2 separate regions of the Homo sapiens genome follow, and region 2 is linked to region 1. A link is a loop called in an ENCODE intact Hi-C map of the cell type or tissue named here. Cell type or tissue: heart left ventricle. All regions are shown on one strand. Each heading gives the region's core, and the rest is flanking DNA. Links, peaks and the distances in the headings are about the cores only.

Evidence for each region. Hi-C counts contacts between places; a loop is a spot of excess contacts. Peaks named below come from ENCODE experiments on the same cell type or tissue, not always from the same donor. Only the 100,000 strongest peaks of a DNase experiment are listed, where the experiment ranks them.
Region 2: a loop joins it to region 1, with 6 times the contacts of the local background. A loop is called at or near these places in 92 of 110 quality-filtered maps.

What each region holds. Positions count from the first base shown.
Region 1 is chr11:20,130,267-20,134,657 of GRCh38, reverse strand. It overlaps LOC107984418 (a long non-coding RNA gene), which reads left to right and starts at 2,269. Exons shown (of 3, transcript XR_001748477.2): 1 at 2,269-2,357. LOC124902643 (a long non-coding RNA gene) reads right to left here. Exons shown (of 3, transcript XR_007062615.1): 3 at 2,357-4,352. In heart left ventricle, for the core only: a CTCF peak has its summit at 2,058 (motif pointing right); DNase peaks (open chromatin) are centred at 2,157 and 2,407; H3K4me3 peaks cover 842 bases; H3K27me3 peaks cover 616 bases.
Region 2 is chr11:20,351,629-20,356,019 of GRCh38, reverse strand. No RefSeq gene overlaps it. Among named protein-coding and RNA genes, the nearest start is that of HTATIP2, 9.9 kb to the left of the region's middle. In heart left ventricle, for the core only: CTCF peaks have their summits at 593 (motif pointing right) and 1,993 (motif pointing right); no DNase peak of the experiment used is centred there.

The sequences.
Region 1 (4,391 bases), core at 297-4,296:
AGTTCAGGTTTTTAAAATTAGAGAATGGCATTTAGAACTCATGGTGTGGTGGCTGCGATCATTTGTACTATAATATCATTGCTTCTATGCTCTTTCAGGGAACAGATTTATAGCTATCATCTCTCTATCTATCTTTCTGGAGCAAGAGGGAGGTCTTACTAGTAATCTTTAATTTAATACAGCAATGTGGTGTTCTTCCTTTGTTCTCATTCCATATGTTTTCTCCCTTCTCTCTTAGTGAATGAGAATTATTATTCCCCCAAACAATATATTTGCTTTAACATTCCTTAGTCACAAATAGTGCTGGAATTACTACATCAATACCACGACCATCAACACATCTACAAAGCAAAGCACAAGATTATATTCCATTAAAATTATATTCCACTAAATTATTAAAGTTCAATTTGATATACAGTTAGGTCTTTTTTCTGTTGATGTTGACGTTTAAGATATCTTTCCATCCTTGCTGATTAACTTTATTTTCCATGTGCATTCTGTAGAGTTCCCCCTCTGAACTTCCTTGCACTCAACTTCCCTTCATCTCACTCCCTCCTCAACCCCTCTTTCTTTTTCTGCCAGACTGAGTCCTTTAAACTTCTGAGCTTCCTTCTACCTCTCCCTTTCTTTGTTCGCTGTCCTTATTGCATTTCCCCATAGGAGCCTAGTTCTGTTCTAGGGACTAGATCTGTATCATGGAGTGAGCCATGCCTCCAGCTCTCATTTCATGTGGAAGAGATGCAGGGCCACAGCCATCACAGCAGACTGGGGGGCACTCTGTAACAGGGAAGCACAGGACTGCTGGGAGAACAGAGGGGACACTTCTCACCCCATGGTTGGGGAGGGGGGGGCTTGCACTCCTTAGCTGGCTCTCACGCTATAGGAAGAAGAGATATTTCCTTGAGTTTTTCCTTTCATGAAGCACCATTAATAATACTGTCGCCATAGAGTCGCTGAGAGGATTAAATGAGATAGTACACGTTAATTGCTTAGCACAGTGCCTGGCACAGGAAAGGAGTGTTGCACAGGTTGGGTATTACTATGTTATTAGTTCTTCGAATAAGCTTTCTACCCCTTGCTCTTGCTCAGCTCCCACTGTTTTGGTTTTTTTTTTTTTTTTTTTTTTTTTGAGACAGGGTCTCACTCTGTCATGCATGCTGGAGTGCAGTGGCATGATCACGGCTCACTGCAACCTTCATCTCTCAGGCTCAAGCGGTCTTCTAGCCTCAGCCTCCTGAGTAGCTGGGACTACAGGTGCACATCATTGTGCCCAGCTAATATTTTTTTAATTTTTAGTAGAGACGAGGTCTCACTATGTTGTCCAGGCTGGTCTCGAACTCCTGGCCTCAAGCAGTCCTCCCACCTCTGCCTCCCAAAGTGCTGGGATTGCAGGCATGAGCCACATGCTCGGCCTCAGCTCCCTCTTGAACACCAACAATTCCTAGATTTGGTCTTTTGAATTACTTTTGTAGATCTTAGATTTGGTGTTTTGAGTTACTTTTGTAGATCTTGTTGGCGGTCTTCATTCCTTTCAGTTATTTTTTTCCTTTTTTTCCCTCTGGCTGTATTTTCAAATAGCCAGTCTTCAAGCTCACTGATACTTTCCTCTGTTTGGTTCCCTCTGCTGTTGAGAGTCTATCGAGTTCATCAGCAAATGAACTTCAGCGATTCAGCAAATGAACTTCTCAGTTTCAAGATTTGCTTGATTTTTAAAATTACTTTAATATTTTGTTAACTTTGATAAGTTTCTGAAATGCGCTTGTGTGCTATCTCGGAGATCACTGAGTTTCCTTAAAACTGCTATTTTGAATTCTTGGTCAGGGAGCTCACCAATCGCCATGTCGTTAGGCCCAGTCACTGGATTTTTGCTTTGTCCTTTTGCGTAGGTCATGGTCTCCTGCTTGCTGGTGTTTTTGTGGGTATACGCCTGTGTCTTTGCAATGAAGGATTATTTATTCCAGTTTTCTCTGTCTGGCTTGTTTGGGTTTCTGTGGGACATCCTTGCCTAGCGAAGCTTCGCGGCCAGGTCGCTTCCTCTTTTTTGGCTCTAGGTGGCGCCCTAAGCCCAGGTTCGCCTCGTCTCCAATAAAAGGTGGGAGCACGGCCTGTCCCAAACAGGGGAGGTTTCAAAAGGGTTATCCTGGCAGTGTGGGAAGGCTGGCTAGGGGTTTGCGCACAGGGCATCAGAGGAACGTACCTTCTACAGCATGGTGCTGCGGAACAGCCGCTCCAATGCGGCGTCTCCTTTGGCCGAGTTACAGGGCAGAGTTTCCGGGCTGGGGTTGGCCCTCGCCTCCCTTTGTCTCCGACTGTGCTCAGGGATGCCGCTCCCTTCAGTCACAGCCACACCTACTGCGGTAAGGCAAGGACCAGGTCTCCTGCCAGGGGACCCGCGAAGGTGGGGGAGTTGGCGCACCCCCTTAGTTTCAATCGTTCCAGTGTAGAAACCGTGCGTTGGGGAGAGATTCCGCAGGATCGGTGCCAGGCCGAATGTGGATGGGCGGAGGTGTCCTGAACACGGAGGTTCCCTTCCCTCACCATCTGCCCGAGGTTTTCCTCTTTTCTGTGGCCCTGGAACAGTCTCATCCTCAGACTGGAGCTCTGGGTTGCTGCTGGTGTGGATCTGGGCGCTGGGTATTTGTTTCTGGTTGTCGGAGGGAGGGGTATTGGAAGCAGCTTGCCTGACGCTGCCATTTCGGGACTGGAACTCTCCACGCTGCGAGTATTGCTGCACGGTGCGTCACGCCCTCCATGGAGCCACACATGCCGCGGTGCGGTTCCAGGAAGAGCTCCGACGGCATGATTTTGGGTCTTCCCTCAACTACTCAGAACGTATCCCACATCGGTGTCGATACGCACGTGTATTCAATTTTGCCGACGCCACAACCATTCTTGCTTCTGGTAACGCTCTTCAGTTTTTCTTTAGCAACCCTGCCCCCCGCTTCTGGGTCCGTGTGGTCTGGGTGTAGCTGATGATCCCCGTACCCCAGCTCAACGAATGGGCACGGAACCCAGGCACACGAATCCACACCAGGACCCACTACGTAATAATCTGCAGGACCCGGTGCAGATGAAAATGCAGGGCTCCTTGTTCGAAAAGTATGAAGAATGACAAAGCTTTGCCCAGAGGTTCATGCCTGTAATCCCAGCACCTTGGGAGGCTGAGGTGGGAGGATGGCTTGAGCCCAGGACTTTGAGGCTGCAGTGAGCCGAGATTGGGCCATTGCACTGAAGCCTGGGTGACAGAGAATGAGAAACTTTCTCTTTTTCTTTTCTTTCTGAGACAAAGTCTCACTTTGTCACCCAGGCTGGAGTGCAGTGGCATGATCTCAGCTCACTGCAACCTCCACCTCCCAGGTTCAAATGATTCTCCTGCCTCAGCCTCCTGAGTAGCTGGAATTACAGGTGGCTGCCAACATGTCCAGCTAATTTTTTTTTTATTTTTTTTTATTTTTAGTAGAGACAGGGTTTCATTGCGTTGGCCAGGCTAGTCTCGAACTCCTGACCTCAGGTGATCCACCCGCTTTGGCCTCCCAAAGTGCTGGGATTACAGGTGTCAGCCACCATGCCTAGCCCCTTTCTCTTAAAAAATAAAAGGAAGAAGAAGTGTTCCACTGAAAAAGTGACCAGAGCCAAGAGGCTCAGAAACTGTAACTGAACCCAAAAAACCCTCCAAGCCTCTGCATCGCAGTGGTGCCTGAGGCAGGTCCAGCGCTCACTTGAGATACAGAGCAAAGAAAAGTCAAGGAAGCAAGGGGATGGGTCAGCAGTGAGGGAGGGCTCACTGATGTGTTGCCTTTGCTTCACACCTGACTGTCCTGAGCCCACAGATGGGAAGTGAGTCCCCACAGGGAATGCAGCAACTTCATGGAAATGAGCCCGCAGATGGGAAATGAGTCCCTACAGGGAATGCAGCAAGTTCATGGAAATGTCTAAACTGAAACCCAGGTCCCCTAGCCGCAATCCAATCACAGGAAACTACATTGGTCTTTACTAGACAGGAGGCCAGAAATAAATTCCAGCCTGGCAAGATCTGGGGCAACTGCTATGGTTTGAATGTGTCCCTCAAAGTCTGTGTATTGGAAATGCAATCCCCAAGGCAACAGTGCTGGGAGGTGGGACCTTGGAGAGGTGATTAGGTCATGATGGCTCTGCCCTCACGAGTGGCTTAATGCTGTTATTGAAGGAGTGGGTTGTGGGTTAGTTTTTGCAAAAGTGGGTCCCTTGTAAAAGGATGAGTTCAGTCGCCTCACCCCTTTCTCTCTCTCTTACCTTTCTGCCTTCTGCCATGGGATGATGCGGCAAGAAGGTCCTTGCCCAGAGTTCAGGCGCCTTGACCATAGACTTCTCACCTTCCACAAAAAATAAATATCTGTTCATTATAAATTACC
Region 2 (4,391 bases), core at 307-4,306, 220 kb before region 1:
TGAGGCCTCCCCAGCCACGCTGAAATGTGAGTCAATTAAACCTCTTTCCTTCATAAATTACCCAGTCTCAGGTATGTCTATTAACAGCAGGAGAATGGACTAATATAGTCGGTAAACAGGACAAATATTGGTCATTTTTAAACGAAAGAGTTACTTGATGAACTCTGCACTTAATGGTTAAAGATTAAGCCGAAGGTAGTGTTCAGGGAAGAGATAAAGACAGGAGGGGGCTTCTGGTGAAAGCTCTTGCCAAAGTAACCTACGGGATGATGAAAATATGGACCGATGTAGCCACTGCAGGAAAGAGGAGGAAGTAATGCATATGAAAGACCTTATTTTTTAAAAAATCAATCTTGTTCTCTCCAACAACATGGAAAGAGCATAAGTTTTTGAGTCATATGACCCACGTATAAGCCCCAGTTTGTATACTGACTAGCTATGTACGTTTGGTCAAGCTCTTAGTTTTAGTCTTTTTATCTGTAAGTTGAGGGTAATGGCAAACCTGCTTATTGCATAGGTTTATAGCAAAGTTCAAATCAGATACCACACAGCACTGGTTGTGTGCTGTGACAGTATACCACGTGGCCACATGGTGGCGATTTGCAATTCTGACTACACATGGACATCCCTTGAAGCTTTAGAAAAATAAAGATGCCTGAGTTTGCCCTAGACCTACTGAATTAGGAACAGCAGTTTTAAAAACTCCTTGAGTCATACTGCTGCCCAGTTAAAGGAGAAATTCACTGTGGAAGGACATGGTATTAAGATATAATATCCATAAAGAAAATGAACATAGTCTTCACCTTAGAAAGACCATGTAGTGGCCTGAAGCAAACTGGGGTTCAACTCTCCTCCTTTAAAAAAAAAAAAACTTATGAACATCCTTATAAATCAGGAATTATGATTATTATGGATTCATTTTGTATTTTTAGTAGAGACAGAGTTTCACCATGTTGGCCAGGCTGGTCTTGATCTCCTGACCTCAGGTGATCCACCCGCCTCGTCTCCCACAGTGCTGGGATTACAGGCATGAGCCACCATGCCCGGCCAATTATTATTAATTTTAATATTATCACTAATTATTCAGTTTCATGTAAACATAAAACAAGTTCCAGTTTAATTCTAACTAAGAATTTGAAATATCCGAGCCTGTTTATCCAGCCACTGGGACAGGACACCCAAAGTCTACTTGCTGGGGTCTGAGGAGCTTCCTGGGAGATAACGCATCCAAACAAAAGAAAGATCCTGGTACGAAAAGTTTCACCTCATAAGAAAGATTTAGCCATCAGAAAGGAAGGAGGGTGATTCAAATACAACGTAGGATCTGTTTCTTAATGACATTTACTTCCTGAGCTTCTGCTAGTTTCCCATGGCTTTGTGTAACAGTCCTGTGGTGCACACACAGTGAACCCGAAAAACCAAAACGCTTGTTTTACTAAGGAATGAACAAAAAGCTCTGCAAGACAATGAAGAACAAGCAGCACTGCTTGGAGGCTGCCTTTAAATAAAGGAAAAGTGGAAGGAGAATGGCTGTATTTTATTCTTCCAAAAGGAATTTCCTGCAGTTTTAACTCCTCAAAGAATTCAGAGCCTTGGCCTCAGAAAGGAGGAAGAGGGTAGATGGAGGAGGGGAGGGAGAGGGAAAGAGAGAGAGAGAGAGAATGCAATGAGAACAATCTTATCAAATAACACAGTCAGACAGGGAGACATACTTCCAAAAACGCATTTCATAGATTGTGTGAGTCTTCAGGAGCAGGAGCTGAAGGGACTTCAAATGGATAAGGACAATTTCAGCCTAGGAAACCCAGGTTAAAGGATATTTTACAATTCCTGACATAAGCACTGATTAGAGTAACATACAGGGAAGAAAAACAAGTTTAGTTTATAAAGGTTTGTGTGTACAACGCAGAACATAAATCCAGATCCAGTATCACCGTCCTGCACTCCTGGAAGCATCGCAATCTTGACAGTTGCAGCTAGGAAGCACAAGAGGGCGCCAGAGAAGGTGGAAATGTTTTATTTTCCCGGGTACCATTCAGTGTTGGAAAATCCCCTTTGATCTATTTTTTTCCTTTTTTACCATTAATTCTAGTTAACTCCTTTTATCTTTATTTATAAGCATGCTTACTATTAGTTCTCTTGGCTTTTTTAAGAAATGGAATGACTATGAGCCTTAAGTTTATTGGCTAATATTTCATTATTAACTTGGTTAAGTTGAGGGGTGGGATAGTTCACAAGTGAAAAAGCTAAAATAAGTAAGCAGTTTGGGAGAATGCAGAAGGGAAAGAAGTTGCTAGTGATGGATTAATTAAATAAATTAACATTTACTGGTTGGGTGCCCAGTCGTGTGTTAAACCCTATGGGTAGAAAGATAAAATGCACTCACAAATTTTCATCGAAACATCAGAAGTTAAAATTTCATAATACCTTATTTTCCCTATTTGAAACTCTCCTTATCCTCTTCACCTCTTCATCTGTTAATCTCTTCAGAAGAACTATCTGTAATAGTTAAGCACAAAGGCTTTGGAGTAAGACAGCTGAGTTCAGTTCCCAGTTCTTTCACTTTCTGGCGATTAACTTCCTTGTGCCCTACTTTCCTCGTCTGTAAAATGGGATGATAACAGCACCAACCTCATTGGGTGGTGTGAAGATTAAATGAGATCATCCACGTAAAGTGCTTGGAATTGTGTGATATTTAAGAGTGCAGTCTCTATTATTATTACTATTATTTGAGACAGTCTCTGTCACCCAGGCTGGAGTGCAGTAGCTCGATCTCAGCTCACTGCAACCTCAGCCTCCTAGATTCAAGCAATTCTCCTGCCTCAGCCTCTTGAGTTAGCTGGGATTACAGGCATGAGCCACCACACCAGGCTAATTTTTGTATTTTTAGTAGAGATGGGGTTTCACCACGTTGGCCAGGCTGGTGTCAAACTCCTGACCTCAGGTTATCCTCCCACCTTGGCCTCCCAAAGTGCTGGGATTACAGGCATGTGCCATCACGCATGGCTAATTTTTTGTATTTTTAGTACAGATGGGATTTCACCATGTCGGCCACGCTGGTCTCGAACTCCTGACCTCAAGTGACCTCCCGCCTCGGCCTCCCAAAATGCTGGGATTACAGGTGTGGCCTGGCCTTTTTTTTTTTACTTTTTTCCTTTTCCTCGAGAGAGGGTATTGCTCTATGGCCCAGGCTGGAGTGTAGTGGTTTGATCATGGCTCACTACAACCTCAACTTCCCAGGTTCGAGGGACCCTCCCACCTTAGCGTCTGGCATAGCTGGGACTATAGGTGGCACCGCCATACCCAGCTAATTTTTTTTTTTTTTTTAATAGAGACAGGGTCTCACTATGTTATCCTGGCTGGTCTGGAACTCCTGGACTCAAGCAATCCTCCCACCTTGGCCCTCCCAAACTGCTGGGATTGCAGGTATGAGCTACCATGCCTGGCCCGCTATTTGTTCTTGTTCAGGTACTACCCATTCGTAGGATTCCAACTGCAATAATAAATTCAAACAACTACAGAGCTGGAAAGGAAATAATATCTAATCTAATTCTCTCATCTTATAAATGAGAAAATGAAAGTTTGCCACTTGCTAGCTGTGTAAGATGGAAAAGTTCTTCACCTTTCCAATCCTGTAAAAGGGAATAATGAGCCTCAACATTCTCTTGAAGCTGTTGAGAGAATTAAATGAGGTAATGTACATAAAGCTGTCAATATCACACAAAGTCACTGCTCAGTTCTTCCATACTAGGGTATGGTAAAAAAACAAAACAAAACAAACAAAAAACACAAGACACTCCAGCCAACTACAAACCCTAGCCTTTCAAGAAAAGATGGTCAAGCAGTTTCAGATTTTACAATCATCCTTCTCACCAAACCAAATGAATGACACCCGGAAAGACTATGCAGGCTGTACTCACACAAAGGAAGGGCACTCCCTCATACCTCAAACTTTAAAGTGGCAGCTGGAGATCAAAGAGCTTGGAAATTAAAACACAGCCTAGACCTCTCCCTTCTAGGGAGGAAGAAGAGTCTAGAGACTGAAAGGCAGACAGCCAGGAGGAAAAGACATGGAATGTTCCTTGAGGCTAAATTCCCTCTTGGCAATGACATTAGAAGAGCTGAGCTAAGAAACATATTTTTCTCCCAGTTTAAAAGAAAGCTGGGGAGAAGGGCTGAGGAATGAATGCCTTATTCAGTCGTCTCAGATTGTGAGCAGAAGCTTGGGTGGGTGCAGGTGAACATCCCACTAGAAAGCAAACTCCATGAAGACAGGAGTTGTATCTGTTTGGTTCATTACTATATTCCTGCCACCTGGATTAGTGCCTGGCACTTGGCGGATGCTCAGTAAATATTGAGTAAATATATCGAGACACTCCTTAGAGTAGGGA